2 separate regions of the Homo sapiens genome follow, and region 2 is linked to region 1. A link is a contact called in ENCODE Hi-C or POLR2A ChIA-PET data. All regions are on one chromosome and are shown on one strand. Each heading gives the region's core, a stretch centred on a gene start or an enhancer-like site at or near the end of the contact. The rest is flanking DNA. Distances are from core to core; before and after follow the strand shown. Region 1 overlaps ZFHX3 (zinc finger homeobox 3). Region 2 overlaps ZFHX3 (zinc finger homeobox 3).

The links. A loop is a pair of places that touch in the nucleus more often than their neighbours do. ChIA-PET counts read pairs that join two places held with the same protein, here RNA polymerase II (POLR2A). Pooled maps may share reads with other maps.
Region 2: a loop to region 1 is called in a pooled map, with 2.5 times the contacts of the local background. The contact joins two enhancer-like sites. A Hi-C loop is called at or near these places in 1 of 168 maps with a recorded cell type or tissue (endothelial cell of hepatic sinusoid) and 3 of 50 pooled maps. POLR2A ChIA-PET finds 5 or more read pairs at or near these places in 2 of 52 experiments (Panc1 and activated T-cell).

The regions. Positions count from the first base shown.
Region 1 is chr16:72,785,504-72,790,457 of GRCh38, reverse strand. ZFHX3 (zinc finger homeobox 3) reads left to right here. Exons shown (of 10, transcript NM_006885.4): 10 at 1,610-4,954. The coding sequence ends at 3,294. All of the region lies in intron 3 of ZFHX3-AS1 (ZFHX3 antisense RNA 1), which reads right to left. Among named protein-coding and RNA genes, the nearest start is that of ZFHX3-AS1, 120 kb to the right of the region's middle. RefSeq lists an enhancer at 1,325-1,940. Within about 2 kb of position 2,842, at least 22 of the 41 ENCODE cell types and tissues checked have a DNase peak (open chromatin) inside an H3K27ac peak, as active enhancers do.
Region 2 is chr16:72,874,094-72,879,047 of GRCh38, reverse strand. All of the region lies in intron 4 of ZFHX3 (zinc finger homeobox 3), which reads left to right. LOC124903715 (a long non-coding RNA gene) reads right to left here. Exons shown (of 2, transcript XR_007065111.1): 2 at 2,408-4,148. Among named protein-coding and RNA genes, the nearest start is that of ZFHX3, 170 kb to the left of the region's middle. RefSeq lists enhancers at 289-790, 805-2,004. Within about 2 kb of position 2,632, at least 20 of the 41 ENCODE cell types and tissues checked have a DNase peak (open chromatin) inside an H3K27ac peak, as active enhancers do.

The sequences.
Region 1 (4,954 bases), core at 1,593-4,092:
TTTCTTGCTTTTTTTTCCTCAGTGTCATGTTATGGAACTCCTTCCCCAGCTTTCCAGCAGGTGAGGTCCAGATGAAGTAAGATTTTGATTTTGCATTTTGGTGTCCTCTGAAGAGATGTATATACCATCAAGTTTCTTGGATATGGTGAATATAGAGGTGTTCTGAGAGCTGTTGCCTGTGGGATCCTCCTCTTTGTTTTCTCAGCTTTTCATCGTCCAGCACACACTGCACCCCACCCCCATGCTGTCCTTACCTACTATCTTGCTAGTCTCAACACACCTGAAGCTTGGAGTACCATCCGTAGCAACACCCTCTTGCATTACCTTGGACCTGGTGACTCAAACCAGGAGATAGCTATGGGTCAGGGAGGGTATTAGGCTCTCGGGTTGGTGAAGGCGTTGCAGGGAGTGGTGGTAGATTAGGGGTATGATCAAGGATGGGATTCTAGCCCATGAGGGCCTGGTGATATGGTCAGACCTTTGCTATCCATAGGCAGTGGTGCTTCGGGTAGGTTGTGATGTCTTGGGAATTGGTGTCAGTATCTTGGGCTATTCCACTTCTGACATGGCTTTTCTGCTTTTCCTGCGGTTGTTTCTCAACCATCTACAGTCCCACTGGCCCTCCTGTGTATCATTCAAACAGGGGCAGGAAAAGAAGATGGTCGTTTCTCCCGCAGATTCCAGATTCCTATTCCTAGGCGGTTATACTGTTGAGTAGACTTGTTGAAGCAGGTCAGCTGGGCCAAGGCATGGAAGCAATTTTCCCTGAATGGATTGTTCTTATTTCTTCCCAGGCCCTTCCTCCACACTTTCCTATTCATCATCTTCTCTCTACCCTCCGAAAGCATCCAGTCAGCTGCAGCAACAGAGGTCAGAGAGGAGGAACACCTGTAGAGCCTGTTTTGTTTTTGTTCATGTGGCCGTGCTAGCTTTCTTGCCTTCGTTCTCTCTTCTCCTGTTGCCGCTCTCCTCCAGATAACTTCTCTGGGGACCTCGTGGCCATACTATTTTTGTGATGAAGGCCTTTGGTGCAAATGGGCCCCAGCTAGAAACAGCTAGCTTTGGGGCCTCTAGACTAATTGCAGTTGGGCAGAGTGAATGGTAGCTGGGAGTACTTGGCAAAGAAAATGTGAACTAGCGGGTGTGGCACATTGGGCAGGAAGGTGTTGGAAGTTGTTTGGCTGGAAGGGGAAGTATGGGAGCTAGCCAGGACTGAATCTTCATTAGAATACAAGGTTGTCCAGCCCTGAGCCTGGTGGGATACTTCTGGAAGTTGTTTGGCTGAAAGGGGAAGTATGGGAGCTGACCTAGGACTGAGTCCTCATTAGAATACAAGGTTGTCCAGCTCTGAGCCTGGTGGGATACTTCTGGAAGTTGTTTGGCTGAAAGGGGAAGTATGGGAGCTGACCTAGGACTGAGTCCTCATTAGAATACAAGGTTGTCCAGCCCTGAGCCTGGTGGGATACTTCTGTTGGAAATGTTCGTTTTGAGAGGATCCTTCAAGCCTTGACATCTCAAACTGTGTGCCAGTGACACCGGTAAAACGTCTTGAGCTTCAGCCCTACCCCTGCCCAGACTGACCGGTGATTTCTGTCTCCATTCCTTTCAGCTTTAACGTCTCCTAAGCCGAACTTGATGGGTCTGCCCAGCACAACTGTTCCTTCCCCTGGCCTCCCCACTTCTGGATTACCAAATAAACCGTCCTCAGCGTCGCTGAGCTCCCCAACCCCAGCACAAGCCACGATGGCGATGGGCCCTCAGCAACCCCCCCAGCAGCAGCAGCAGCAGCAGCAACCACAGGTGCAGCAGCCTCCCCCGCCGCCAGCAGCCCAGCCGCCACCCACACCACAGCTCCCACTGCAACAGCAGCAGCAACGCAAGGACAAAGACAGTGAGAAAGTAAAGGAGAAGGAAAAGGCACACAAAGGGAAAGGGGAACCCCTGCCTGTCCCCAAGAAGGAGAAAGGAGAGGCCCCCACGGCAACTGCAGCCACGATCTCAGCCCCGCTGCCCACCATGGAGTATGCGGTAGACCCTGCACAGCTGCAGGCCCTGCAGGCCGCGTTGACTTCGGACCCCACAGCATTGCTCACAAGCCAGTTCCTTCCTTACTTTGTACCAGGCTTTTCTCCTTATTATGCTCCCCAGATCCCTGGCGCCCTGCAGAGCGGGTACCTGCAGCCTATGTATGGCATGGAAGGCCTGTTCCCCTACAGCCCTGCACTGTCGCAGGCCCTGATGGGGCTGTCCCCAGGCTCCCTACTGCAGCAGTACCAGCAATACCAGCAGAGTCTGCAGGAGGCAATTCAGCAGCAGCAGCAGCGGCAACTACAGCAGCAGCAGCAGCAAAAAGTGCAGCAGCAGCAGCCCAAAGCAAGCCAAACCCCAGTCCCCCCCGGGGCTCCTTCCCCAGACAAAGACCCTGCCAAAGAATCCCCCAAACCAGAAGAACAGAAAAACACCCCCCGTGAGGTGTCCCCCCTCCTGCCGAAACTCCCTGAAGAGCCAGAAGCAGAAAGCAAAAGTGCGGACTCCCTCTACGACCCCTTCATTGTTCCAAAGGTGCAGTACAAGTTGGTCTGCCGCAAGTGCCAGGCGGGCTTCAGCGACGAGGAGGCAGCGAGGAGCCACCTGAAGTCCCTCTGCTTCTTCGGCCAGTCTGTGGTGAACCTGCAAGAGATGGTGCTTCACGTCCCCACCGGCGGCGGCGGCGGTGGCAGTGGCGGCGGCGGCGGCGGTGGCGGCGGCGGCGGCGGCGGCGGCTCGTACCACTGCCTGGCGTGCGAGAGCGCGCTCTGTGGGGAGGAAGCTCTGAGTCAACATCTCGAGTCGGCCTTGCACAAACACAGAACAATCACGAGAGCAGCAAGAAACGCCAAAGAGCACCCTAGTTTATTACCTCACTCTGCCTGCTTCCCCGATCCTAGCACCGCATCTACCTCGCAGTCTGCCGCTCACTCAAACGACAGCCCCCCTCCCCCGTCGGCCGCCGCCCCCTCCTCCGCTTCCCCCCACGCCTCCAGGAAGTCTTGGCCGCAAGTGGTCTCCCGGGCTTCGGCAGCGAAGCCCCCTTCTTTTCCTCCTCTCTCCTCATCTTCAACGGTTACCTCAAGTTCATGCAGCACCTCAGGGGTTCAGCCCTCGATGCCAACAGACGACTATTCGGAGGAGTCTGACACGGATCTCAGCCAAAAGTCCGACGGACCGGCGAGCCCGGTGGAGGGTCCCAAAGACCCCAGCTGCCCCAAGGACAGTGGTCTGACCAGTGTAGGAACGGACACCTTCAGATTGTAAGCTTTGAAGATGAACAATACAAACAAATGAATTTAAATACAAAAATTAATAACAAACCAATTTCAAAAATAGACTAACTGCAATTCCAAAGCTTCTAACCAAAAAACAAAAAAAAAAAAAAAAAGAAAAAAAAGAAAAAGCGTGGGTTGTTTTCCCATATACCTATCTATGCCGGTGATTTTACATTCTTGTCTTTTTCTTTTCTTTTAATATTAAAAAAAAAAAAAAAGCCCTAACCCTGTTACATTGTGTCCTTTTGAAGGTACTATTGGTCTGGGAAACAGAAGTCCGCAGGGCCTCCCTAATGTCTTTGGAGCTTAAACCCCTTGTATATTTGCCCCTTTTCAATAAACGCCCCACGCTGATAGCACAGAGGAGCCCGGCATGCACTGTATGGGAAAGCAGTCCACCTTGTTACAGTTTTAAATTTCTTGCTATCTTAGCATTCAGATACCAATGGCTTGCTAAAAGAAAAAAAGAAATGTAATGTCTTTTTATTCTCAGGTCAATCGCTCACACTTTGTTTTCAGAATCATTGTTTTATATATTATTGTTTTTTCAGTTTTTTTTTTTTTTTTTGTTCCAGAAAAGATTTTTTGTTTTGTTAACTTAAAAATGGGCAGAAAGTATTCAAGAAAAACAATGTGAACTGCTTTAGCTTTCTGGGGATTTTTAAGGATAGCTTTTCTGCTGAAGCCAATTTCAAGGGGAAAAGTTAAGCACTCCCACTTTCAAAAAAAAAAAAAAATAATAACCCACACACACAAAGAGTGTTGAGGACTTGTAGCTTAAAAAAAATAAGTTTTAAAAACTGACTTTCTGTATTTATGATAGATATGACCATTTTTGGTGTTGAGTAGATTGTTGCATTGGAAATGAACTGAAGCAGTATGGTAGATTTAAAAGGAAAAAAAAAAAAAAACCTTTTGTGTACATTTAGCTTTTTGTATGGTCCAGCTGACAGCTCCTCATTTGATGTTGTCTTGTTCATTCCTAGCAGATGATAGATTGCAATCCGTTGATTCGCCTAAGCTTTTCTCCCCTTGTCCCTTAATTCCACTTTCTCTTTCTTGTCCCTTAATTCCACTTTCTCTTTCCTTCTCCCACCTCCCGTCCTATAATCTCCCACTTAAGGTAGCTGCCTTCATTTCTTAGAGGGAGCTGCAGAATTATTTTATAAAACTAAAGAAAGAATTTCAAGGGATTCTAGGGGTCATTAGGATCCTCACAGATTATTTTTGGTTGGGGAGTTGAAACTTTTTAAAGGCATATAATTCTAGTTACCTGTGTCTGTTAGCTTTGTGCATTTATTTTTTATTTATCCTTCTTTTGGCTTTTTTTTCTTTGTACCCCTTCTTTTCCTCCTTGTTTGGTAGGAGCTTCAAATATTCTTTTTTTTTCTATACTAAAGGATTTGTTTCCATTTGTGTAATTGGCTGTGTACTTTTCTTTTCTAAAAAAAGTTTTTGGTTAGGGATTTGGTTTTTGGTTTTGTGTTTGTTTTTTCTTTCCTCTCTCAGAAAAAAAAATTTCATGCTTTAAATAAAATCCAAAGACACACCCTTTCACTGCTGATGCAGAAAAAAGGGAAAGGGTTCTTGTTACTTGAGAATTTGTTTCTGATTTAAACAAACAAGACTTAGTTTAATAAAAGAAAGAG
Region 2 (4,954 bases), core at 1,383-3,882, 89 kb before region 1:
AGATTGAGCCTGTGATGTGAGCCTCGAGGGCAGCCTCCACAGGGCCGTTCCTGTCCTGCACGAGCATAAAGCAGAGGCGAACTCGGACCCTTCCTGGCAATCTTGGATGTCTCATGTCGCTAGGTTCCCATTGCAGCGGCCCATCTGTCTCAGTGCCATGTGGCTAGTGGCTGCTGTATTGGATGTGCAGACAGAAGCCATTTCCTTCCCTGGAGAAGGTTCCTGAGGACAGGGCTGCTGTAGACAGCAGCAGAGTAGGGACTTGGTACAGAGGCCCAGGGCCCAGGGCTGTGCTCTTCCCACTGCGTCTGGCCTCCTTGCTGCAGGCTGACAAACTCATCCACGGGACAAGTAGCACTTTGCCCCAGGGGTGGGATTCTTTGTGTCTAGATAACAGTGTGATCCATTGCTGGATTCTCTCCAGGATAGAAATGAAGAAATCCTAAGACTGCGGTGAGCAAAGCAGCAGCAGTTATCTGTGACTCTGCACACTCCAGAGCGCGTGCCTCGGGTTGCTCTGAGAAGTGGAAACAGTTTGCATGGTTTTCCTAATGTCCAAAGCCCTTTGTGACTTCCTTGTGTGAGTCCATTTCAGAAGCATTGAGAAGCCCCACAGCATGGGGAGGGCAGCCCTGATCTGATTGGCCCTGGCAGGGGTCCTCACTGGAGTGGCTTCTAGCCTGTCACCGGCACTGGCACCAGTGAAGTGCGTGTGTGATGAGGATGTAGCCTGGCCATCTGCTATGCAGCCTTGAACCCAGCCCACATGTTTTTATGGCAATAATGGGAATTTTGTAGTAGATGTCAGCTGGACTTTTGGTAGGTGAGTTTTTTTTGTTTTTTTGTTTTTGTTTTTGTTTTCTTTTTTTGTAGAGACAGGGTCTTTACACAGGCTGGAGTGCAGTGGCACAATCATGGCTCACTGTAGCCTCCATCTCCTGGGCTCAAGTGATCCTCCTGCCTCAGTCTTCCAAGTAGCACAGGCATGCACCACCACACCTGGCTAGTTTTTTCATTTGTAGACAGGGTCTCACTATGTTGTCAGGGCTGTTCTTGAACTCCTGGCCTCAAGTGATCCTCCTGCCTCAGCCTCCCAAAGTTGTGACTTGCCCTGTTCAGGTTTACAAGCCCACTATAATTCAGGTGTGAGTTGCCTCCTTCACCACTCAACCCGTGGCCCCCAGTTAAGGGGGCTTCTTTGGGCAGGAAATAGAGGCGCCATGTCTCCAGCAACCTTGAGTACAGGGCTGACTGCAAGGAGGAGGGGCCTGAGTTGACCTGAACTTTGAAGAATCCACGCACGTGCTTGTCTGGGATCAACATAGCTCTTTGGGGCTCTCTGTTTTAGCCCAGGGATCAGAAGTTTTTTTTCTAAAAACCAAATCCTTTCCTAGTGACTCACCGCCCAAGTATGAAACACAGGAAAGACTTTTGTCCTTTTAACTTGAGGACGAGTCGTCTCTACTACAACATAAACACCAGACACGAAGAATGAGAAACTTACTGTGCTCAGGGTGTGTGCTATGATGACTAAGGCAAACTGAGATTCTCCTCCTACGCTGGACACTCTGATGCGTGGTCACTTTCCGCAGACCATCTTCATACAGAAGACCGTGATGTTTATTTCCACAATAAGAATTTGATCTCACTATTAGATATTGTAACAACAACACCAACAACAACAACAGAAAAACCTACACAGTGCCTTAACACCTTTGTTCTCTTGGTGGCCCCAGCGCTGCGAGTCCAGAGGTCATTATCCGATTCTTGAGGGCTGATGACCTACTTCTGATTTCCATATCTAGCTGGCCTTGGACAGACAGGCCTGATCGAATTCTGCAGCCATTTGATTCCCTGCGGACCTGTGCCCAGACCCTGGGCGGATCTGAAGACTTCCTCAGAACACATAAGACCGGGGAGATTTGTGCCATACCGGGCTGTTTTCTCTGAGCTTTGCTTTAATCAGGAATGTAGACTATTTTTTGGTTTTGGTAGATGGCGTGCAGGGGCAGGGCATCCAGTCATTCCTGTAAGGCATTATTACAGGGCTAATTGGGAAATAGTGATTCTTTTTCAATAACTATTTTGGAATCACCCCCCTTTCTCCCCCGCCAAGTCTCTGTTCCCCTTGGGATTGTCAGGCTCACGTTGAAAGACCCCCAGAGGGAAGGATGTTGGCATATATCATAGATATCTGGAAAGAATGTTTCAACCACACCTGGCTGCCGTGTGTGAGGACAAATTTAATTTATTTTAAAAATCTGGCCACAGGCGGCTTTTTCTGTTTGTTTCTTTAGGGGGGAAAAAAATTGAAAAGCAGCAGCAAGCTATGGTTCACATTTGTTTTCTTCCAGATTGGACCAGCCAGGAGAAGAGAGATTATCTCTAAAGGATATGAAAGGTTTAATCATTTTAATTTTGTTTTTATTAAAGTATATCATAACTTTTTTTTTTTTCAACATGCCTGGGTAGAACAGGAGAGAAGAGGAGGTAATATAAATATACAGAAACCCTCAAGCATTTGGTTAATAAAACTTTCCAACGGGCGATGCCTCGTGGGGAGGAAGTGGTTGGATGGCTGGGGATGGTGGGCCGACTGGGGAAGGCGGTGACTGCGCTGAATCGTAGCCAGCATCTTGCAAGCTTCCTGTCCAGTTCCAGCAGACACTTGTGGGAGCTCAGAGCTTTCATGAAACTGAATGAGAAGAAGCTCTGACTGTGGGCTTATTCCATCATGTTTCTCAAGCGAGACTGGATCCCTGAGCCATCTGTGGCTGAAGAAGTCTGAATTTACAGAGAACAGTAAAATTTGCTTCTATAAGATTCTTCCACCCCTACCATCTCAATGAAATATTTGAACCCGGTTATTTTGAAAACTTGCTTTAGGCCAAAACCTCTGAAGTTGCATGCATGCACGTGTGTTTTATGAAGCGGCGAAGTTGGGATAAAAATAGCCTTAGTTTTTGGATAGAAAAACTATCCTATAAATTATGGTGAAACTGAGTAACCAGGATGCTAGATTAACAGGATTTTAGGCTCGTTTTCCCTTTAGGACAGAAAAATAAGCTCATTTCAACATTAATTCAATTGTCAAAAATCACCGGGGCATGGGCTGGAGTTATCATCACAGGTGTTCACTGTGGCCTCCCCTCTCTTCCAGGGCTGTAAAACTCTGCAAAGGCGTGACTGTTTGGAATTCCAGCCCTGGGACCGGGCAGGTTGTTGCATCACCTGATAATGATGAAATTATCTTTACCATTATGTTCTTACAAAGGCTTGAAATTTGACTTGCACATTTTAGACATCGCTTTAAGCAGCAGGATTAAAGCATTGTCATCTCGTTACACCTGACTTAACGTGGCAGTTCAGTTAACCCTATACCAGTCTTTAAGTTTTTGGCTGCATTAGCGTTTACAGTACTTTCCACAGCATTTTTATGGGCGGAATGGTTTGTTCATCAAGGAGAAGCAGCTCTTCTAGTGAAAGCTGCAACTCCAGTTCCCTGAATGAAGTAGAAACTGCACTGAGGCTTCAACTTAGCCGTGTGAGCAATGATCTGGCCTCTAGCAGGCTGTGTAGATAGTCACATGTTTTATGAAATTTCCCTCAGGGATTCCCGGGGCATCTGGGCTGTGCCTCCTGGCACAGAGGGCTTCCAAGAGGAGCTGTGTTGGATCTGCAGCCTCCCTGCAGGGCTGGGCTCACAACCAAGCCAGGTCTCCCCGCTGGGAAAGGGATCCAGAGCCCAGTTTCTGCCCCCAGTCTGCAGGTATCTGCCGTATTCAGTGAGCTGTGTTCCAGGTGGAAGAGCGGCCAGGCCACCTTACTGGCCTGTAAGTTTGGAATTCCCTATGGGAGTTCCCTATGGGAATTCTCTATGGGAGTTCCCTGAGCCAGTAAGGGGCAGTTTTCTTGGTTAATCTCAGCTAGAGTTGTATGAGCACTAAAACGGAACAAACACTGGCCCATATCATTCTCTGTGAGCTTCTTGATGGGAGCACAGCATCAACAGGTTAGGCAGCCCCCTTTCAGAGGAAGAGAGACCTGACACCTCTCCTGTCCAGGACTTCTGTCCCAGGTTGGACTGGATGACCCCAGCAGTTGTGGTGTGTAGGTCTTGGTCCTTGTTTTTGAAGCTGTATCACAGGCTATGAAGACAGCAGAAGGTGGGGGAAAAAAAGGTTATTCTTTTGTTTCACACCACTCAGCTATAGATCACAGAAACACTCCAAAGTGGCTTTAATGAGTTAGGAGGGCATGGTGTGGTGGCTTACGCCGGCAATGCCAGCACTTTGGGAGGCCGTGGCAGGAGGATACTGGGAGCCCAGAAGTTTGAGTCTACCCTGGGCAACACAGCGAGACCCTGTCTCAAAAAAAAAAAGAGGTTTCATTTTTCCTTATATAAGCAGCCTTGGGAGGAGGGCAGTCAGGTGCAGAAGTGAAGGTTCCACTGAGTCAGCAGACATCCACTTTCCTTCTATGTTTCCATGTAGCCATTCTCACCAAGCGCTTGTTGCCTCCTCATGGTCTAAAGATGGCTCCTCCAGGCCAGGCGCGGTGGCTCACGCCTACAATCTCAGCACTTTGGGAGGCCGAGGCGGGCAGATCACGAGGTCAGGAGATCGCATCCTGACTAACACCGTGAAACCCCGTCTCCACTAAAAATACAAAAAATTAGCCTGGTGTGGTGGCGGGTGCCTGTAGTCCCAGCCACTCGGGAGGCTGAGGCAGGAGAATGGCGTGAACCCGGGAGGCGGAGTTTGCAGCGAGCCGAGATTGTGCCACTGCACTCCAGGCTGAGCGACAGAGTGAGACTGTCTCAAAAAAAAAAAAAAAAAAAAAAAAAAAATCAAAAAATCCTCCATCTGAGCTCCAGGCACAAGAAAGTGAGGCTGGTGAGAGTGCATGCGTCACGAAAGACCACCTGTTTAAAAGTTTCCTCCAAAGCCCCGCC